2 separate regions of the Homo sapiens genome follow, and region 2 is linked to region 1. The links are chromatin loops, found by intact Hi-C in ENCODE. Cell type or tissue: endothelial cell of umbilical vein. All regions are shown on one strand. Each heading gives the region's core, and the rest is flanking DNA. Links, peaks and the distances in the headings are about the cores only. Region 1 overlaps LOC105377273 (a long non-coding RNA gene). Region 2 overlaps ADAMTS3 (ADAM metallopeptidase with thrombospondin type 1 motif 3).

The links. A loop is a pair of places that touch in the nucleus more often than their neighbours do. Peaks named below come from ENCODE experiments on the same cell type or tissue, not always from the same donor. Only the 100,000 strongest peaks of a DNase experiment are listed, where the experiment ranks them.
Region 2: a loop joins it to region 1, with 4 times the contacts of the local background. A loop is called at or near these places in 1 of 110 quality-filtered maps.

Annotation. Positions count from the first base shown.
Region 1 is chr4:72,969,565-72,974,955 of GRCh38, forward strand. All of the region lies in intron 1 of LOC105377273 (a long non-coding RNA gene), which reads left to right. Among named protein-coding and RNA genes, the nearest start is that of COX18, 97 kb to the right of the region's middle. In endothelial cell of umbilical vein, for the core only: no CTCF peak of the experiment used is centred there; a DNase peak (open chromatin) is centred at 2,207; H3K27ac peaks cover 2,672 bases.
Region 2 is chr4:72,317,564-72,322,954 of GRCh38, forward strand. It overlaps ADAMTS3 (ADAM metallopeptidase with thrombospondin type 1 motif 3), which reads right to left. Exons shown (of 22, transcript NM_014243.3): 7 at 3,151-3,307; 8 at 2,295-2,400; 9 at 1,769-1,912; 10 at 1,009-1,141. Among named protein-coding and RNA genes, the nearest start is that of ADAMTS3, 250 kb to the right of the region's middle. In endothelial cell of umbilical vein, for the core only: no CTCF peak of the experiment used is centred there; a DNase peak (open chromatin) is centred at 2,288; H3K27ac peaks cover 345 bases.

The DNA.
Region 1 (5,391 bases), core at 286-5,285:
CTACTTTGTCAGAATTTTCATAGGTTTACCTTTGGTTTCAGCTAAAACATCCTTATTTTGTCTAAGTAGGCCATCCCAATTCTTCCTAACTGTAAATTCAGCTCATGCTCTCAGAATAGGATCCTTTCCCCCTAAGGCCTTTGCTTTCCATTTAATACCCTCTGATACTTTTCTCCAAAATCCCTATAACAAATATTAACTTACATGCAAGGAAAGCAAGCAGAGTTTCAAAATAGGCCAGGGGTGGCATTCTTAAAAATAACTCTGAGGAACAACATTTGTATCCAATAAAAACATGAGCAGAATTGAAAATACTTATGGTGTGGGACTTGTACATTTATCTGCTCTTTGAAAAGGTAAAATAAACTGAAAAATTCCATAAAAATCCAAACCAAAAGTCACCTGCCATCACCACCACTCTGCCCTTTCCAATAAACACTTATTGGCAGAAGCAGGAGGGAAGTCTATGTTTCTTGCCTCTTGAAGTGACAAGCACATTCTTTCCTCATTCACCAAGCTGCTTTTCTCCCTCCAAAGCTCCAGCTGTTCTCAAAACCCAGACATTGTTCCCTTCACTGGCTGGCCTCTAGCTCTAACTCTCAGCCAAGACTGCTTCTCCCTGAAACCTCTCAGGGACACTAACAGCCAGGACTTGGAAGGCTGTGCCTACTTAAAGAAAGTTGAGTTTTTGGCAGGGAGAGAAAGAGGGAGAGAAAGGGGGAGAGAGATGAATGGGAAACACTTTGTGTCAGCACAAAAACTCAAACAATCGTGTTTGGACAATGCCTGGTGCTCTGAGGCTGCCAAGTGATGGTTGATGAATCTCATAGTGGTTTTCAGATTTTGAGGCTGTGGGATCTTTTCTCATTGTTGTACACAGTCTGGGACCCCCAAGTTCTACTGTGGAAAATATGAAATACTTACAAGATAAATATGCCAATTATGACTACAATTTCTTTCTGTTATCATATGAATATGAACACCCATAGGACCATGAGATATTTGGAGAGGCGGGGGCGTGGATTTTTAAACCCTTTCATGTATATAAATAAGCTCCCCAAAGGACAATGTGAATTAATTCTTCCTCAAAGATTATAAGAAGTGGCTTATTTATGTTTCTCCAAATTAATATTCTTCCTTCATTGGTCGTAAGTGTGATGGTGATGGGAGAAAAGGAATAAAAGGCACATTTGTTCACTTCCAAGTCCAATGAAATCAACACTCAGAAGAAAAGGCAAATACCTGCAACTTTTTAGAAATTCTGGTTTTTAGAAAATGTTAAAGCTGTCCTATACTCAAACTATCCTGACCTGGCTAGTAACCAAGAATCATTTTTTTAACTTTACACAAAGCTGTTAATCACTGTCTACAGCACTTCTTGAAATTACAACACATTGACTTGTCATGACATTCAGAAGAGATGTTAGCCAAAGACTCACCAGTTGAACTAGTTAGAATATAGATTTGTTAATGTGTGAAAAGGACCTAAAAACAGAGGAAAGACTAGTTTCTTTCTCACTCTCATAACGGTATGACTGCGCACCATGCAGAGCCAAGAATTCTGGCTGTTTCTATCTGTTTCACCATCCCAAGGACATCTCTGTCATCTGCATGGTCTAAGATGATCTTCATTTCAGCCAAGAGAAGTAGAAAAAAGGAAAAAAAAAAGGGAGAGTTCACCACTTCCTTGTAAGAAAATTTGCACGTATCATTCCCACCTACATTCCACCAACCATAACAAGGTCATGTGGCCATAGTCTGAAAAAATATTCTTTATTTTGGGCATCCATGTGCCAGCTAAATATCAAGAAATCTATTGATTTAGCATAAGAATTGGCAAGCTATATCCATGAGCCAAATCTGGTTTTAAGTGAGCTGCAAGCTAAGAATAGTTTTTACATTTTTAAGTGGTTAAAAGAAAATCAAAAGAATAATAATATTTTGTGATGTGAAAATTATGTGAAACTCAAATTTCAGTGTCCATAAATACAGTAGTACCCACTCATCCACAGTTTCTGCTTCCATGGTTTCAGTTACCCTACGTTCAACCGTGCTGGGAAAATATTAAATAAAAAATTCCAGAAGTAAGCAATTTGTGAGTTTTATATTGTGTGCTGTACTGAGTAGTAGGATGAAATCTTGTGCTGCCCTGCTTCATCCTGCCCAGGATGTGAATCATCCCTTTGTCCAGTGTATCTGCACTGTAGATGCTACATTACTCATTAGTCACTTAGTAGCCATCTCAGTTATCAGATCAACTGGCCATTTTGTGGTATCCCAGTGCTTTTGTTCAAGTAATCCTTATTTTACTTAGTAATGGCCCCAAAGCACAAGAGTAGTGATACCGGCAATTCAGATGTGCCAAAGATCAGCTGTAAAGTGCTTCCTTTACATGAAAAGGTAAAAGCTCTGGACTCAGGAAAGAAAACAAATTGTATGCTGACGGTGCTAAGATCTACAGTAAGAATGGGCCTTCTATTGATGAAATTGTGAAGAGTATATTGTTATAATTATTCTATTTTTAGTTATTGTTCATCTTTTACTGTGTCTAATTTATAAATTAAATCTTATCATAGGTATGTATAGGATAAAAATATAGTGTTTATAGGGTTAATACTATCTATGGTTTCAGACACGCTTGGGGCTCTTGGAATGTCTCCCCTTCAGATCAGAGGGACTACCGTAAATTTTTATTAGAAGGGAGCCATGGTCCATTTACATGTTGTCTATGGCTGCTTTTGTGCTACAATGGCAGAGTTGAATAGTTGTGACAGACATCATATGGCCCACAAAGCCTAAAATGTTTATTATTTGGCCCTTTATTTAAAACATTTTTCCGACTTCACTTTGGAGGAAAGAATAAATCAGGTATTGCTGGACAACTAGCTAACTCAGCCATACCAAAGTGGTAAAATTGATTGGAAAAGGGGGTGGGCTTTGAAAGGGGTTGCAAATGAGCTGTATTTGTTTAAAAGCCTTTAATATAGTAGCATTGTTTATCCATTTATGCATTGAAAATTACCCCAAAACTTAGTGGTTTAAAACAATAAAAGTGTATTATTCAGTTTCTGTGAGTCAAGAATTCAAGAGTGGCTTATTTGGGTGGCCCTGGCTCAGATTCTCTCATAAAGTTGCAGTTAGGATGTTGGCATGGGATAAAGTCTCATGTGAAGGGTTGACTGGGGCTGGAGAAGCAACTTCCAGATTGATCATTCACGTGGAAGCTAGCAGGAGGCATCAGGTGCTTGCCACATGGGCTTGTCCTGCATGGCTGCTAGCTTCTTCCACAGTGAATTACGAGACAGAGAGACAGAGTAAGCAGTAAGCCACAGTGCCTTTTATATCATCTTCAAAGTCTCATGTTGTCACTTTCATTATATTATTTTCATTAGAAGAAATTCATTAAGCCTACTCCAGCCCACACTCAAGGTAAGGAGAATTATCTTCCACCTACTGAAGGGAAGAATGTCAAATAATTTGGGGGCATTTAAAAATCATCACAACAGTATTTGAGATTGTTTTAAAAAGCAGATAATTTGTCTTCAGATAATGCTACAGACATGAGGCTAGTGATTATGAAATAAGCCTAAGTTATTTGACCAGGAGAAAAGGATAGAGGCTTATGTTAGAGATGGCAATCAGGTTTTAGCTCTCTCACCTACCACAATTAATTGGTAGTAGTTGCTTAGAGTACTATGTTGATAAGGATTCTGATTAGTAGCTATCAAATACACATATTTTCTATCAGAGTAAAAAAACAAAAGTTCAAATAATGAGAATTTGGAGAAAAAGCAATTTATGAAGCATGTCAAAGTCTCCAGAAAGCTTATAAAACCATGGCTCTTGGGCAGCTTGTCCAGGATGTTTCTCTGGAGTCCTGGTTTCCCAGGAGAGATTCCCTTTCTCCTTCCCTCCCTTCCTTCCATCAAACCATCCTTCCTTCAACAAGCACTTATTGAGTACCTATGTTTTAGACATAGGTATTCTCAGCTGGGTGCAGTGGCTCACGTTTGTAATCTCAGTGCTTTGGGAGGCCAACGTGGGAGGATTCCTTGAGGCCAGGAGTCTGAGAATAGCTTGGGCAATATGATGAGACCCCATCTCTAAAAATAAATAAATAAATTTAAATTTAAAATAAGTCATAGGTACTCTGGCTGCCAGAGATAGAATAAGAAACTAGATAAATATCTCCCTCTCATGGTAAAATACAAATTTCTGTCTTCTGTAAAATGTCTGAAATTTTATTTTCCTTTTAAGAAGCCATACATATTATTTCTGATTACCATCTCATTACACTAGATATTTTAGATTAACATTAAATAATAGTGGTGATAATTCTTGCTTCCAATCCCTCTATTGCAGGGTTTACCAGAATATGCATCATGTAACAGCATTTCCACTGGGTGTTAATAGACCTCATTTGAATAGAAGGGTTTCATGATCATATAAGGCTGGGAATGCTGAATTTTAAAATGTTAAACAGATTTGTCTACTGTAGGCAACTTTAATGTGCCCATGGTCCAAAAAGATGGTGTAACATGCTATACTCCCCAAAGTTATTTGAGTTTAAAATGTTGTGTGTTTTTGTTTTGCTTTTACAAAACGCTTGTTCAGGTGGTCTGGAAAATCCTGCAGGAGGAAATCTAAAGTCATTAAGTTTCTTTATTTCCCTTTCAGTCACATCAGCTCTCTTTTGTTTCCCTAAGATTGTAGAGTTCATTGAAACACATAAATGTCCATTTCTACAACAATATACAAATCCTAGCTAGAAAGGAAATAGTGGTAATTACTCTCATGTAGTAATTATTTAATGTCTGGGTATTTTAAAACCAAACAAGTATTTAAAAACACATAACATCATTATAAATTCATTACAAATATATAGGATGTTTGCACATACATACAATTATATAAAGAAATGTGTGTATGTGTGTGGTGTGTCTCTGTCTGTGTGTGTGTGGGGTGTGTGTGTGTGTGTGTGTGTGTGTGTGTGTAACACTTTGGAGTCAAAACAACTCTCCAGTTACCTAGAAATATATATTTATTAAACGTGCACAATTGTCAGACAACTTATTAGTCATTAAATACAATAATGAGAAAGAGAGAATGCATTACAAATGTTAATTCATTCATATAATTAATAGCTCAAAGGATTGTAGGGAGAAAATCACTAAGCACATCATTACCATAATGGCTAGCTCATAAATAAAGTACAGAATTCAAAATGAGGACATGTCAAGGGCTCTGCACCATTTAGGATTTATGTGTACTGTATGTAACAGATATCTGATGACAGCGGCTTAACCAAACAGCCTCGCATAATTTGCCTTCCATAAAAAGGAAGTGCAGAGAAAAGCTGTGCAGTGGGGTCATGGTGTCAGCAGTGGCGCA
Region 2 (5,391 bases), core at 140-5,139, 650 kb before region 1:
AATGGATTCCATTTAACATATATACGTGCCTTTCTTGTGCTAAGCACTTTAATTATATTATCAAATTTAATCCTCACACCAATCTTATCAGATACATACTATCATTATCCACATATTACACATGAGAAAGTAGTCCAGAGAGATTAAATACGGTGCCCAAGTTTATATATTTAAAAAGCATCAGCTGGGCACAGTGGCTCACGCCTGTAATCCCAGAACTTTGGGAGGCCAAGGCGGGCAGATCACAAGGTCAAGGAGTTTGAGACTAGCCTGGCCAATATGGTAAAACCCCGTCTCTACTAAAAATACAAAAAAATTAGCTGGCGGTGGTGGTGCATGCCTGTAATCCCAGCTACTCGGGAGGCTGAGGCGGGAGAATTGCTTGAACTCAGGAGGCGGAGGTTGCAGTGAGCTGAGATTGCACCACTGCACTCCAGCCTGGGCGACAGAGTGAGACTCCGTCTCAAAAAAAAAAAAAAGAAAGCGTTAGATCCAGGACCTGACCCACTGTCCTGACCCCCATGGTATGCCATATGATTCTTTTACTAGACTATACCAGCACAATCCTTCCCTATGGTCACACATACATGGAATCCTGCCATCAAGCTAAAGAAAAGCAATAAATCTAAGGCTTAACAGTCATCTTCTCTGAAGGTCACAAAAAGCAGGGGATGCAAAGAACATGAAGATTTGAGCCTGGCAGCCTTGGTTTCAAAGTCCAGTTCCCCTGTTTACCAGCTGTGTGCCTTAAGCAAGTTGCTTAATCTCTAAGTCTTGGCTTTATCTTCTGTAAAATAAAAGTACATCAGCTCTCTGCTAGTCTGTCATGAGAATTAATTAAGACAATATATTTAAAGCATTTAGCTGTAGCACACAGCAACACAATGAACACAAAATAACTGCTAGATATTATTATACTTGCACCAGTGAGTCTGTAAATCTCACCAAGCAGGAGCTACACAAATAGATTTCGAGCTGCAAAATCTACATCAACTGTGAGCAACATACCGCGGTGCACATTTTATAGCCAACACCAAAATCAAAACGACATTGCTCATCCATAGAATAATTGATTCCAGGAAGTTCTGGGAGTTTAGGCCAATCATGATCAAAAGGGTCATCAAGGAGACAGTCATAGGAACTGTAGGAAGAAAAATATTGCATGTAGTTAAATGTTCACTTAAAAAAATCATGTCCTGATTTAAAAAAAAGTAGTCTTAGCTTATATACTTTAGAATTTCATCCCAGATCATACAGCAAATTTGCAAAAACATGTATTTAAGGTTTTGGTTTTGGTTCCATTTAGAAAAAGACTCTTTACCTGTATTCATGCCAGGAAAGTAAACCAAGCATGACTTAGGAATGTAGTAGAGCCACGATTATTTGAGTCACTAATTAAACCACCACATGGTGTGGTAGGGCACATCCTGACACCTATACTGTAGAGCACAGCTCGTATCATATGCAGAAACCACATGACCATCCTCCCCCCATCCTCAAGTTTGACCATTAATCAAAGATTCGATAACAATTTACTAAAGGAAAATTACATTACAGTTAAAAGTTTACTTATATTCTAGACTTATGGCTTCAAGTATTGTGACTCCATGATAAAATTTTTGTGCTGAATGTTCTAAGTCATAAGAAAATGTTTATCAGTAATAGTTTTCATTTACTGGGAATTTTGCTATGATCAAGTCCTAAGAGTCAGTTTCATGTCTGTAGGCTATAAAATAAATACTTTCATGACATGCAGCAGGGGACATACTGGATATATCTTTTCAGTTCTTGACCACTGCATCGGGACCAGTGGTAACGATGGAATGCTGCTTGTACCAAGGGAGCCATGACACTTCCCATAGCAGTCTCATCACCACACCTGTTGCCTTGTCCATCATGCTCCATTCCCAACCTAGAACACAAAGAGACCTCAGTGGTAAGAATCAGGGGCTACTGCCTTCACTTAATTTTGGTTTTGAAAATAAGCCCTGGGAAATAACGTATTTTTGAGTCAACGTGGCTTTCTTGAAGAAGTCACAGAAACGGAAATTGACAGCAATCTGACAGAAATGCCTTTCTTATTCTATAGCTCTGAAAACCACAGGAGTGCCTCTGCAAGCCAGTCACTCATTTAGTTTCCGTGCATGACCTCTTCTCTGTTTGCAGCTCTTCACACTTGGCAAAAGACAAGAATTGTATGCTGGCATGCATTCTGCCCAAAGAGGAAACAATACTGGGAGAAGCAGGAAAGAAAAGATCTTTTTTTGGCTTTATAGCTGTCAGCAGTGACTTACACATGGCCCGTTTCATGGGCTACTACAAAAGCAGATGAAAAACCATCCTCATGATTCAGGGTACAACTTCTCACTGGATGACACATGCCGGTGACTGGAGCATATCCTGTAGAGAATAACAATTACTTTTATTTTCATTTTATGAGAAAACCCATTAAGAATTACAACTGGACTTTTGCCTAGGGGGAAAAAAGTAAAAGCCTTTCAGGAAACAGGGGTAGCATTATTTCCCTACTAGCATTGTGTCACATTCTCTTGGGAAAGCCACAGGTAATGTTCTCTAAAAAGGTTCACTGGGTCTGCATTTTCTCCTTTCCTAAGGGAAGGAATGGCCTGGGGTTACCATTTTCTTCTGCCCACCAGCTAAGCCCTGCCTTTCTGTTTTAGTAAATGGTCCTTCATATCGTGGTACTGATGAAGGAAGCCAGAAATTCCATCAATGTTAAAAAGAAAATCATCAGTCTCCTTCTTCCAAAGTCCACATCAGAATTTATTAGATAAATGTAAGCTGACTTTGGAAGAAAGCTCTTTGGCAGCAGTCATTTCTCATGGCATCTCTTTTCTCATTCCAAACAGTTAGTGGAAATCACACTGCATTTTACAGCACCCCCTCCATGCCCCAAATGCACAATCACTATTTTAAAAGCAAGTATAATTTACGATGGTATTTAAGTGGCATTTAACATTGAGAACTCCACATAAGTCACTGTAAGCAAAAGAAAGAAAATGTATGCTTGGCCGGTGTGTGGTGGAAAGCAGTGGTGGAGAGCAGAACATTTGAACAGACTGCCTGATTTAGGATTACTTTTTAAAAGTCATGCCCTCAAGTATTTCTTCTACATATTGACAGCAATACCTTGCATTCCAGCAGGTCCAAAGTCTTGCCTGGTTAAAAAAATTGCATGGTCATGGTGTTCAGAGTGGTTGAGATCAGATCTTTGCTGTTGGGACGCCCAGCGACACACATTCTCCAAGCTTCTGGATGGGTTTCCCCTTTCTATGAGGCTGATGGACTAAGTGAAAACAATATGTTAAAGACACACCTGACAATTTCCCAAAGGCTTCGTTTGATAATTTCCTCTGAAGCTGAATTTGGGATTAAAGTATTTAAACAATGATTCAATAATATTTGGGGCTTATTCTGATATTTGCTTTGATTTGTGACTTCTAAATGCCCATGAAGGATATTTTAATAATAATCAATTTTACCTGTGTGAAAGTCAAATGATACCATTTATGAGAATGGTTTTGTTATATTTGAGACAGAATCTCACAATTTTACCTGTGGGAAAGTCAAATTATACCATTTATGAGAATGGTTTTGTTTTGTTTGAGACAGAATCTCACTCTCTCACCCAGGCTGAAGTGCAGTGGCACCATCTGGACTCACTGCAACCTCTGCCTCTCGGGTTCAAGCAATTCTCATGCCTCAGCCTCCTGAGTAGCTGGGATTACAGGCGCCCACCACCATTCCTGGCTTTTTTTTTGTTTTTTTTTGTATTTTTAGTAGAGATGGGGTTTCACCATGTTGGCCAGGCTGGTCACAAACTCCTGACCTCAAATGATCTTCCTGCCTCAGCCTCCCAAAGCATGGGAATGTTTGATACTGAGATTTGCTATTGTGAGGCAACTTAACATTAATCATTTAGGTAATAATTTTAGTAGTCTAAATAATTTCTGATTTGGCTTAGATTTCAGTTTCATAGAATTAAGAACAAAAACATTGAGAAAGATTCTGGCATGTTTTTCCAGAGATGTGAAGGTATAAAATCTTAGTTAAGATTTTTGTTTATTTTTTACGATCCAGAATTAATCAACATGTGGGGAGAATATGAATTCTTCCATGAGTTGACAAGGCTGATGAAATCTTAGTCTATGGAGAACCATCAAATTATATTAACTTTACACTAAAAAACAAAAACAAAAACTCCCATTTTTTTTTTAACTTCATGCTACTGAAGAGGGGTGGACTCTTCCAGTTCTGATATAAGAAAATAAGTTCTTTGAATGTTGCTACCATCACATTAGGGTCAGGAGTTAAAAGTTCAGGGGGGAAAAGGGCCCAACCTTCAAGAACTCACTAGCCACACTTCTCAGAGTAGTTCTGATGAAATGAAAATTTGAACTTGGAACCAAAAATTAGTCCCTATTTGACTGACAGGCGAATTTTGTTATAGTTCAGCAAATGTTATTACCAGTGTTTACATTCTTAATAAAATCAGTTTCCTTTTTTAATATACGGATCACATACTTTTCCAAACAAATGCTTTAACAACCAATTGGAGGCTGTTATTTCCAGCTGGAGTTAATTCATATTCCTTGTTGGCAATATAAAATAGATTGATGACACTCTATCATTATAAAATGATAAGTGGATGTTAACTGTATAATGAAATGCAAACACATGGATTTTTCCTATTTCCTAAATGTACAACTTCGTTAATATTTCATAATCAGGAGGATTAACTATGGGAGAGAGATGTGTAATTTTAAACATCAAGAAAGTTGTCAGGCTAGTCGTTTCCTGTATGTTTCCTCCTTAAAGGAGCTAAACTCAATTATATTACATGAAATGCCTACTATGTGCATTTTTATCCAACTCTTTGCTTTTGAAAAAATTAAAGCTCTTTTAAATGAAAAATATTCACTCTGCACCTTCCTCTTAAGTGGAAAGATATATGTATATAAAATATTGTTTTTAGCGAATCAAGAGAAGACAAAGATCTTTGTCTTTTTTCTTCATTATATATTCCAAGCACCTAGAAAATGTCTGGCACTTAGTAGGCATTCAATATAATCCCTTCTAATGAATAAATGAAACACACACTCGATGATAACAATAGGCTAAGGAAATTCTCTCTCCTCATAATAGTATCCATTCATTTCCATTCATAAGTCACACCTAAAGTCAGGGTAATTATCTACCTCTTTAGACAGAAATAAATAAGCAAGTGGCAGCTGCACAAAAATCATTCATAATCTGCTCAAATTTGGAAGTCTCCACTCATGTGGCAGTTTCTTCTCCTCAATTTCAAGCAACTAGGGGTTTATATGGAATATATCTATGCCTTAAGTTAGATGTAGCTTGAACAATTTA